Regions from separate parts of the Mus musculus genome. Here region 1 is linked to region 2. A link is a loop called in an ENCODE intact Hi-C map of the cell type or tissue named here. Cell type or tissue: gastrocnemius. All regions are shown on one strand. Links, peaks and the distances in the headings refer to the core of each region. The heading gives the core; the rest is flanking DNA. Region 1 holds the start of Usp5 (ubiquitin specific peptidase 5 (isopeptidase T)). Region 2 holds the start of Cops7a (COP9 signalosome subunit 7A).

Region 1 (5,357 bases), core at 358-5,357, 140 kb before region 2:
TCTCCTCCTGTAACCAGGGCTGGCCTGGAACTCACTCTGTAGCCCAGGCTGACCTAGACTTTTCTTCTGTTTCAGCCTCCCAGGCCTGCCTGGGGTGACAGGTTTGTTGCCACCAAACCTGTTTGAGATATCCCAGAACAATCTGGCAACACTTGCTGAGAGAGCCAGACAACATAAAAGTCAAGAAGAACAGGGAAAATTAGTGCCCACCCTGAATCACAGCTGAGGAGGGAAAGACAGGCTCCCCTAAAACTAGGCCAGTCTTCCAATGTGTTTTTACGTGTGAGTGCCACTATAAGAGTGACAGAGCAAGTGGGAGAGGAAGCTGGAAAGGAGTCTTATCTCAGATCCAAGGCTTTGAGCCACAGGCATCCTCTTCCTGGGATATAAGTCTTAGAGGCCTTGAAATTTTCTCCACTGTGATAGTAAAGTTAGGACAGTATGGTATCTGAGGCAGTTAGTGGACCAGTAAATTACACTGCACCACTCCTAGAATAGTGTAGACCGCAGTGTTCATTAATAAAGCATTTCTCACCACAAAGCTTAGCTACACTCTCTTGCTTCCATAAAAAGAATGAGAAGATGATCTGACCAGCTTCAGTTTGTTACTACGTCAAGTAGGCTGGAGAGCCCTTGCCTCAGAATGAAAAAGGGAAGGTGCTGGAAAAATTACAAAACAAATAAACAAACAAAAACATTATTTTCCAGTCATATAAAGTACCAAGGAGAGACAAGAACAACTGTCTTGTCTTTAAGTGTAAACACTGACCCACTGATTTCTACCTTTCGTCCCTGGGAGGAAGGTGAGAACACTCAAGTAACTCTTCAGATGAAAATAAAAGGTGCTGGCTTCATCGCTGGTGGAAAACCGTGCCGGGCAATCATCCTTTACTTCTACTAAGGCCAACCTGAGAGAAGCAGAGCTTATCTGGGGCGCTGATCAAAGCCCAGCAAACCAAGCAAAGCACAAATCACAGGACTGGTCCTGAAGTGGGCATCACATTATGCTGCTATACTTGGCACTGGGGATGCATTAATGAAGCCTTTCCAGTCTGACTTGCAGTTTTCAGGCCATGAGCTGGTCTGGCTTAAAGCTCTGGGCAGGGCCCAACAACCGCTAGAGGGGAGGGGTGATGAAGGGGGCGGATCCCAACCAAACTGCGGCCCTTTCAGTTAGGGCCTGAAGGCTCCTCTCTGGCTGAAGATGACACAGGAAGGCAGAACTGCAGGAAGGGAGGTACAAGGTGGAGCCTGCAGAACGTGAAGCACGGTGTGGGTGGCGGCTTTGTCTAACTAGACAAGAGTGGGAGCAAGACGAGAAAGGGGCCTTAGCATCCTCCAAAGAAACCCTTTCTAAGGAATACTTGAGAGAGGGGTTGTCTCGGCAACCTGTGAAGGACGGAGGAATGGGAGGGGTCGCGGCTATAGTTCACTTCAAAGGAAAAAACGACTAGAACTCTCCATTGGGTATTTTTCCTCCTCCCTGACCAATGGCCCACCTCCTCATCCCCTGTCCAAATTAACCACTAGTGGAGGCTATTTAACTCAGTGTTTCTCTAAATCGGACTTCTTCACAGATTGGCATCCTCTTCCAGACTAGAAGCTGCAGGATACATACCTTCCCAATCTCAACCCTTGCCCTGAACAGCGGGGAGTCGCCCCTACTCCTCCCACATGAAACTACAAAACCCGGAGAGCCCTGCGCAACGTGCAAGGCCACATTCAAGGGTTTTTCTGGGAGTCGCCTGGGGGATGTAGTTCGCCGTACGGGTTACAATTCGAACTTAGAATAGGAACTAGGGACATGGCCAACTACAATGCCCATAATGCTTCACGAGACCAGGAGTGGGCAAGGCGAGAGCTGTAGCTTCCGGGAGTGGTAGTCATACTACAGCTACAGAGAATGAAAAGCAAAAGCAGAGAGGTATGGAGAAAACTACAAGTCCCAGGGTGCATCGCAAGGAGGCGGTAGCCCAAGGTTTGCAGGCCTGGCCGAATGACCAGGGCAATGGAAGGAAGTCGTGGTCGTCGCGGGCGTGGGGAATGGGCTTACCGGCGTGTCGAAAGAGAAAGCGCACTCGTCTTTATGGACCCGGTCTCCCGCCTTGGGGACACGGATCGTCGGTAACACTGACAGCAGCGCCTCTTCACTCAGCTCCGCCATGACACCGGCAGCAGCTCCTCCTCACACAGCAGCTCCCACTGTACCTAGTACCGCCCCCCTCCGTCTCTCGCATCCAATGAGCGCGACTCAGTGTGCGCATGCGCTAAAGGCAAGACGCGCGAGATCGGCAGTTGGACCCAGCCTGCCTCCTGGCGCTCCACCCTCTGCCCCCACTCAGCGAATACCAATAAAAAGCGCCGCGGGTACAACTGATGGCCGAAAGGACCAATCCTGCTCTCCCAGGGCAAGTGCTCATGTGGCGGTTCCAGGAGGGCTGGGAGTTGCAGGAGCTGTGATTCAAGGACTCTAGAATGCCTTACGTGCAGAGCAGAAACTGTGAATTGTTTAAACGCATTGATTACTGAAACTTTGCCAAGGACTCGTCCAATCAGAAAGCACTTGTCTTGGTATTTGAAAAGCAGTAGTCAATGAGGCGATTTTGAGAGATGCGTGATAACTCCGTCAACCAATAAGGATGGCTGTTTCGCTTTAGACAAACCATATTAACTCCGTCTCCAGCTGGCTTTGTGCATACAGTCTGATAACTCATTCTATTTTGTTTAATGAAACAGAAAGGCCGAGTGGCACCCATCAAGTCCACCGCTGTCAGGCTGATACTAAACAAAAGTCCCCAGCTCACGGAGCCACCACCGGAGGGCAAGCCAGTCCTCAGCCCATTGGCCAGTCCTCATGATAGACATCCTTCAGACCAATGGCTTTCTGCTCCGGAAGGCGCATTTTCCACAACTGGCCTATGAGAGTCTGCTTCGGCTTAGCCAATAGGGTCGGGGCAGGGGGCGTGGAGGGAAGTTTGAAACTCCGGGCTTTGGGAGTTATTTCTCTAGCTGGTGTTCGGGCAGAGGTCGAGCTGGGGCCCGGTAAGTAATGTGAATGAATTAGTGGTTAAATACGAAGGCTCCCGCAGACCTGACTGCTCTGTTAAAAATCTCCATTCGTTATCCTTGCAGAGTTCTCTGGGCTAGCGACCCGGAGGTTCCTCTGCTGGAAGCTGGGAAGATCGGGTGGGTATGGGGTCAGAGGTCCGACACGGAAGCAGTAAGCTCTGAGTCTCTTCTGACGGACGTCCCTTCCTCTGCATCTGCACAGCCGGGCCCCGTCCCCAGCCCCAGTGGAGATGGGTTCGACTCAGAGCGTCTCAGGCACTCCAGCACGGCCTCTGCCACGCAACAAGCAAGTGGCTCGAGTAGCAGACCCTCGTTCACCTAGTGCTGGCATCCAGCGCACTCCTATTCAGGTATACTGGGCTGGGCTGGGGAATGCAGGGAGGCTGTCTGGATGCGGGCCTCTGCCTAGCTTGTTTACATGAGCCCTCATTCCCACTGCCACTGGAACCCTACTTTCTCCATCCCTCCCCCTTTTATTATTTATTTTTGAGGCTCTAATATAATCTTGTCATATCTGCCTGTCCCTCCCTCCAAACCCTTCCGTATACCCCTCCTTGCTGTCTTTCAAATACATGATCTCTTTTTTCATTAGCTGACTTTCTGCCTTTTTTTTTTTTTTTTTTTTTTAAAGACGGGGTCTCACCATGTAGCCCTGTCACAATGGAGACCAGGTTGGCCTCAAACATATAGAGATCCTCCTGCCTCCCAAGTACTGAGATAAAAGGCATGTGCCATTACCGTGCCTGGCAACTTTCTGCATTCTTTAACCTGCACTGGGCAGTCGCAGGTCTGGCTAGAAATATGGGGAGGAGATAAAGGTCAGGGCCCAGACTTTTTTTTTTTTTTAAAGATTTATTTATTTATTTTGTATATGAGTACCCTGTTGCTGTCTTCAGACACACCAGAAGAGGGCATCAGATCCCATTACAGATGGTTGTGAACCACCATGTGGTTGCTGGGAATTGAACTCAGGACCTCTGGAAGAACAGCCAGTGCTCTTAACCGCTGAGCCATCTCTCCAGCCCAGGGCCCAGACTTATTCTAACCTGTGGTATTGACAGGTAGAGAGCTCTCCACAGCCAAGCCTACCAGCAGAACAGCTGAACGGTCTCAAACAGGCACAAGACCCAGATCCCCGCTCTCCTACTCTTGGCATTGCACGGACACCCATGAAGATCAGTGGTCCAGGCAAGTGATGGGCTCAGGGGGTGCCTGAAACTGACACCTATTCTAGGGTGCTTTCACCACCATTTTTGTTTTACTGGGTTGTTGTTGTTGTTGTTGTTGTTGTTTATTTATTTGGTTTTTTTTTGTCTGGGGTTTTAACCAAAGGTCTTAAGCATGCCAGGGTTTCTATCCTCCTGTATGGGACCTTTCTCACTTAAAAACATTTTCTAACACAGATTTGGGGGTGGGGGTGGAGGCCCACACCTGGCACAGTTCACATGTGAAGGTCAGAGGACAATTTGAGGGAGTCAGTTCTCCCCTTCTACGTGTAGCTTCTTGGCCTCCAACTAGGGCCATCAGGTTTGCTAACAAGCTCCTTTGTCCGCTGATCGGCTGTTTTTGTCTTTTCCCATTTTCTTTTTAAGTCAAGGCCTCCCGTTGTATCCCAGGCTGGCCTGGAACTTGAGGCAATCCTACTTCAGTACTGGAGTGCTAGAATTGTACCTGGCCGGGACGCCACCCAGCGCTTATCTCCGATCTTCTCCAGATCATTTTCCCCCCATCCTGGTTTCCCCCTTCCCGCTCCCCTTCGCTCTGAGCAGGAGCCCGACGCCCCCTTATCTTCCCCTCCTTGATTTGGATCGGGAAGCTGCAGCTTCTCGGCCTTCTTTCCTCCAGACCCTCAGTGCTCACTGGTGAAAGAGCTGAGCGAAGTATTGGAGACAGAAGCGTCGGAATCGATTTCCTCCCCAGAGCTTGCTCTGCCCCGGGAAACGCCTTTATTTTATGACCTGGACCTGTCTTCAGATCCTCAGTTATCCCCTGAGGACCAGTTACTGCCTTGGAGCCAGGCTGAACTCGATCCCAAACAGGTGTTTACCAAGGAGGAAGCCAAACAATCCGCAGAAACTATAGCTGCCAGCCAGAACTCAGACAAGCCCTCCAGAGACCCAGAGACTCCCCAGTCCTCAGGTACAGAACCGAAGAGCAAGATGGAGGGAAGAGAAGCTAGAGTCACGTCCTGGGATAACGGAGGACAAGTAAACTGTAAGCCCTCGACTTTAAGTCCTTACTCTAACAAAACCTTTCTTACCACAGGTTCTAAGCGCAGCAGACGAAAA
Region 2 (5,368 bases), core at 308-5,307:
CTTCCCCACAATGTTACTTCTGTAACCGTGAAGGGAACTGTGTGCTTTTTTAGGTTTTTCCTCATTGCAGTTCTGAGAACTGAACCTATACTGAGCCTTGCAAACTACAGACAAGGGCTCTTTCACTGAAAAGACCCCCACTCCTTTTTGAGATGGAGTCTAAGTTGCCCACGCTGATCTAAAAAGTTGTGGTCCCCTATCTCAGCATCCCAAGTTCCGAAATCGAAGCCAAGGCCTCACAAGTGCTAAGCAACTACTCTATCAGCAGTTAGATTCTCACCACCATTTTAAAGAGAAAACTGAGGGTTTTCTGATCCAGGTTTTCTGACTTATTTTGTTTTTAAGATAGGGTTTCTCTGTGTAGCCCTGGCTGTCCTGGAACTCAATCTGTAGACCAGGCTGACCTACAACTCAGAGATCCAACTCTTTCTACCTCCCAAATGTTAGTGACAGGATTATTAAGAGGTATCACTAGGCAGGCATGGTAGCACAAGTCTTTAATCCCAACACTCGAGAGGAAGAGGCAGAGGATCTCTGAGTTGAAGGCCAGCCTGGTCGACAGAGAGAGTTCCAGAACACAGTTATAGTACATAGAGAAACCCTGTCCTGAAAAAAAAAAAAAAAAAAAAACCAACACAAAAAGATATCATACTGGTGGACAAGCTGGAGTTTATCAGTGGTATTCTTAATGACTTGTTCTTTTGCTTCAAAATTAAAGATTTCTGCTTGCTTCAGCAACACATATACTAAAACTGGAACGATCCCGAGAAGATTAGCATGGCCCCTGAGCAAAGACGACACTCCAATTTGTAAAGCGTTCCATATTTTTAAATAACAAAAAAAATTATGCATGAGACATAGGCAGGGATTTCCCACACATTCAAGGCCACCTTAGACCATAGTTACTAGTTTAGGGCAGCCAGGACTACACAGTGAAATCCTGACTCAAAGTGTGGGTACAGAGGGAGGGAGCACTAAGTTTACAGACCCTTTATCTGTAAGATAATGAAGACCTTTATTTGATTGATTTATTTTTCCATGTTGAGAGCTAATTATCGGTACCCCGATCACCTGAGTGGTTACTGGGTACAAAAAACGAGCCCAGCACTCAAGAGTTAACTTTGGTCCCAACGTTCTTTGGGGACTACCCAGGCAAGCAACACACCTCTCTAACATTAGGCATATCCAGCAGTTCCCCAAACACGTAGACACCAGGGGCCTCCAGCACCTGGTGGATGAGTGTGGCCAGTGCCGCCCCCTTAGCCGACTTGGCAAGGAGCAGAAACTGCTCTTGGTTCTGCCCTGTCACCTTCACCTCCGCACTCATGGCTGCGCCGAGGTGCGGGGCTCTGGCCTCAAGATTTCTGGAGCTGCAAGGAAAGAGGAACGTGAAACTAAAGGTCCCTGGACCCTGCGAGGGTGGTCAGCTCGAAGGGACGGGAGCTGCACGCTCAAGAGGGACCCCGCCACATCCGCAGTGAGTAAGTGGGGTCCTGAGGTCTAAAAGGCAACTCGAGGGCTCCTCCAAGCCAGCCCCATCCTGGCTGCCACGCCCACCCGCTCCGTCATCCCGGGCCCAGTCCCAAGCCCCACCACGTGCACCCCATTGAGTTCCAAGACTGATGAACCAGGGAAGGGAGAGATAGCACATGGTGTCTACCGGACGACGACGAACCCCCACTTCGGGACGCGAGTCGTGCACGTGGCCGCCCCCACGTGACCTCACCTCCTCGCGCCTGACTCGCGGCTCCACCCCCTCCCTTAAAGAGGCAGCCCCGGGACCGGCCGGGGTCTGCGCCCAAGGCCAGGTCGTACCCCCGGACCGACTGCAACCGACGGCTACCTGGAAGCCTCGTCTCCCAGCGCACGGGGCGGGGCGGCCGCTCCGTCACCTCCGGCAGCGGCTCCCAAGCCTTTCCTGCCACCTCCCCGCAGGGCCGCTCTAGCCGCTCGCTTCTATGGCCAGCTTCCGGCCGTACTTCCGCTCTCGGGAGGCGGGTTCCGGGCGGCTCCGGCCTGCTTCCGTTTCCGGACCGCGGGAGGCGCGAGAGCGGCGCCCATCTTCCGCTCTGTCCGTGCATCTTTATGGGTGCGAGAGCGGTGAATGCAGGGTGCGGAGAGGACCTCGGCTCTGCGGAGGTCCGGGGGAGCGACCCTCCCGGGAGCTGCAGGACAAGGCAGGATGGCGGCCCCGAGTTCCTGCGGCGACGTGAGCGTTAGCGGAAGGCGAGAATTCGCAGAAAGAAAAAATAAGGGAGAAAGGAGAGAAACGAGGCTATAAATAGTCCAACAACTTATCCACTCTTTTTAAAGAGCAGAAGAAAAGTTTAAAGGGTAAGGGGGCAGGAAGTGGTAACACATGCCCCCACCCCACCCCCCGGCGTATTGGAGGTAGAGGTAGGGGAGAATCAGGAGTTCAAAACCAGCCTCAGCTCCATCGCAGATTCCAAGCCAGTTTGAGCAACATGAGAACCGGTCTCAATAAGAAAGAAAACAAACCCCCGAGTGATTAAGGGGGAAAAGGAAGTGTATTGGTTAGGCTTTTGAGGTTTTCTTCCCATAGAAGTTTCAGATCGCATGACCAGACTTTTGGCCATGGTTACTACAAATAAATATTGAGTCATTTTTTTAGTCTTTGGATCCCAAATTAGCAAGGAGAAAAGTGTGAGTGGAACCAAGGCAGATGAGGAAATTTAAAAGTTAAAGGATTCAGCCGGGCACTTGTAATCCCAGCATCCAGGAGGCTGAGGCAGGAGGATTGCTATATGTTGGGAGGTTATCCCGGGCTACAGTGTGAGAGACCCTATCTCCCAAATATCATGGTGGTACACACCTTTAATTAGGTGGATTTCTGAGTTGGATCATCCGCCACTAAATAGACCAGGTTTCAAAATGAAACAAAACAAAAATCCTTACAGAAACCATATAAGGAGGAAATTAAGGTAAAGCCAGGTTTACTGTTAGATGATTTGTAATCCTATCACTCAGTAGGCTGAGGCAGGAGAATTGGACCTTCAAGGGCTGAGTTCTGGAACTAACCTGTAGGACAAAGAAATATGGATAGGGTCCAAGTGCATACCTGTCTGATTCCGTCGCTTCCTTCGAGGGATGGTGGTGCATGCTTGTGGTCTAGCACTTGGGAGGCTAAGTCAGGAGTATCTTAGGCCCAAAGGCCATGTGAGCTGCATAGTTCCAGGCTGAGAGTGGGAGAGAGAGAAGAGTTAGAAAACAAGGCAATGAATGGGCTGGAGAGATGGCTCAGCAGTTTAGAACACTGGCTGCTCTTTCAGAGGTCCTGAGTTCAAATCCCAGCACCTACATGGTGGCTCAAAAATCATCTCTAATGAGAACTGGTGCCCCCTTCTGGTCTGCAGGCATGCATGCAGGCGGAACACTACACATAATAAATCATTTGCTTTCTGTCACCATGTGGAAACACCAGCCAAAGCCAAGGCTTTCACATCCTGATCACCGTCCATCCTGGTGGGAAGTCTGGGCAGAGCACGAGGGATGCGATGACTGACTTGCTCTCTAGGGCTCACACTAAACACCTTACACCTCCAGGACTACTTGCCTGGTAGTGTCACCCACAATGCACTGAGCCTCCCACACCAATCATTAATCAAGAAAATAACTACAGGGCTGCGGAGGTGACTCAGCATTTAAGAACATTTGTTGCTCTTGCAAAGGACCTGGTTCGATTCCCAGCTCCCACAGTAATCTAGCTTCGGGGCATTGAATGGGTTATTAGGCACCAGCGATGCACATGGTGCACGTGAGTATTTGCAGGCAAAACACTCAAAAACATAGTTTTTAGAAAAGAAAATAAGTCCATAGATCTACCTACAGGCAATATAATGGGCTCATTTTCTCAACTGAAGTTCCGCGTTTAAGATGACTCTAGCCTTTGTCAACTTGACCAGACATTTTTTTTTTCCTTTTTTTGAGACGGGATCTCACTATATAGCTATATATCATGGACTGTCCTGGAACTCACTGTGTAGAGTGAGCTATCCTCTAACTCACCAAAGGCTGCCTACCTCAGCCTTCCAGGTGTTGGGATTAAAGTTGTGCAACACCACACCTGAGTATAATCAAGATTTTTAAACCACTATTGATAGCTCACAGAGAGAAGCAGGAAGATCAACCAGAGACTATTACAGGTGTTCAGGTGAGCAATGAAGTTGACTTGGACCAAGCAGAAACAGTGGGAATGAGTTGTCGGACTTCAGTGAACATTATTTGCAAGTGGGTTAGATGCAAGGCATGAACAGAAGAGTTTTAAGAGTGACATCATAGGGGCTGGAGAGATGGTTCAGTGGTTACAAGCACTGGCTGTTCTTACAGAGGTCCTGGCTTCTGTTGCCAACACCCACAAAATGGCTCAACTGTCAAACTCCAATTCCAGAGGGTTCTGATGCCCTCTTCTGGTCTCCACGGGCACTGCATGTGATGTACACATACTTGAAGGAAAAAAAAAATAAACTTTATTAGTTTGTTTTTTATTACAGGGTTTCTCAACTGTTTTAAGACAGGTTTCCGGGTGGCTGTCCTGGCACTCAATCTGTAGACCAGGCTGGCCTGGAACGGACATAGATAAGCCTGTTTCTGCCTCTTGTGCTGAGACTAAATCTGTGTACTACCACACCCAACTTAAAGTCTTAAAAAGAAAATGACAAGTTGTGTATGGTGGCACATGCATTTAATCCCAGTACTCCAGGGAGGCAGAGGCAGGAGGATCTTTGTGAGTTCAGTGCCAACCTAGTCTACAGAGTGAGTTACAGGACAGTGAGAGCTACACAGAAACCATCTGTTGGGGGGCAGGGTGGGGGAAAGGAAGGAAGGAAGAAAGAAAATGATATTACAGCCAGGAGTAGTAGCATATGAGGGTCATGTGTTTAAGGCTAGCCTGGGTTACATAAGAAGATCCTTCCTTGGGAAAAAAATTGAGCAAAGGAAAATAACCTGAAGTTGTACAAAGCTCTTAAAGTGTACATCACAGGCTGGAAAGGTGGCTCAGCCATTAAAGGCTAGTCTGGTAACTAAAAAGGCAGAGTGCCAGTCATTTCAATTTCACATAACATTTCCAGAAAGTTCGAAAAGAAAGAATGCTTATTCTATGAGGCCAGAGCTATGTTTTGATAAAACCAGTCAAAGACAAAATGAGATTGGAAACTATAGGTCAGCATCACAAACTGACACTGAAATCATCAGCAAAATATTTGCAAACCAAATCCCAAAGTGTGGGAAACTGACTGTATCAGGACTCTCTTGAAGTCAGACACGATGGCTCATGTCTGTCACGCCAACATTTAAGATGTCAGAGCAGGATGATGGTTCTAAGTGCAAGCCCAGTGTAGGTTACAGC

What was found. Hi-C counts contacts between places; a loop is a spot of excess contacts. Peaks named below come from ENCODE experiments on the same cell type or tissue, not always from the same donor. Only the 100,000 strongest peaks of a DNase experiment are listed, where the experiment ranks them.
Region 1: a loop joins it to region 2, with 14 times the contacts of the local background. A loop is called at or near these places in 1 of 42 quality-filtered maps.

Annotation. Positions count from the first base shown.
Region 1 is chr6:124,827,232-124,832,588 of GRCm38, forward strand. It overlaps Usp5 (ubiquitin specific peptidase 5 (isopeptidase T)), which reads right to left and starts at 2,253. Exons shown (of 20, transcript NM_001326594.1): 1 at 2,054-2,253. The coding sequence starts at 2,164. Cdca3 (cell division cycle associated 3) reads left to right here and starts at 2,945. Exons shown (of 6, transcript NM_013538.5): 1 at 2,945-3,042; 2 at 3,272-3,419; 3 at 4,131-4,257; 4 at 4,915-5,208; 5 at 5,335-5,357. The coding sequence starts at 3,300. In gastrocnemius, for the core only: a CTCF peak has its summit at 2,815; DNase peaks (open chromatin) are centred at 1,144, 1,887, 2,285, 2,886 and 1 more place; H3K4me3 peaks cover 2,749 bases; H3K27ac peaks cover 2,454 bases.
Region 2 is chr6:124,963,559-124,968,926 of GRCm38, forward strand. Cops7a (COP9 signalosome subunit 7A) reads right to left here and starts at 1,954. Exons shown (of 8, transcript NM_001355542.2): 1 at 1,844-1,954; 2 at 1,166-1,370. The coding sequence starts at 1,327. It overlaps Gm23851 (a small nuclear RNA gene), which reads left to right and starts at 725; the gene lies at 725-829. In gastrocnemius, for the core only: CTCF peaks have their summits at 2,074, 3,377 (motif pointing left) and 4,435 (motif pointing left); DNase peaks (open chromatin) are centred at 1,963, 2,391, 3,357 and 4,432; H3K4me3 peaks cover 1,998 bases; H3K27ac peaks cover 1,858 bases.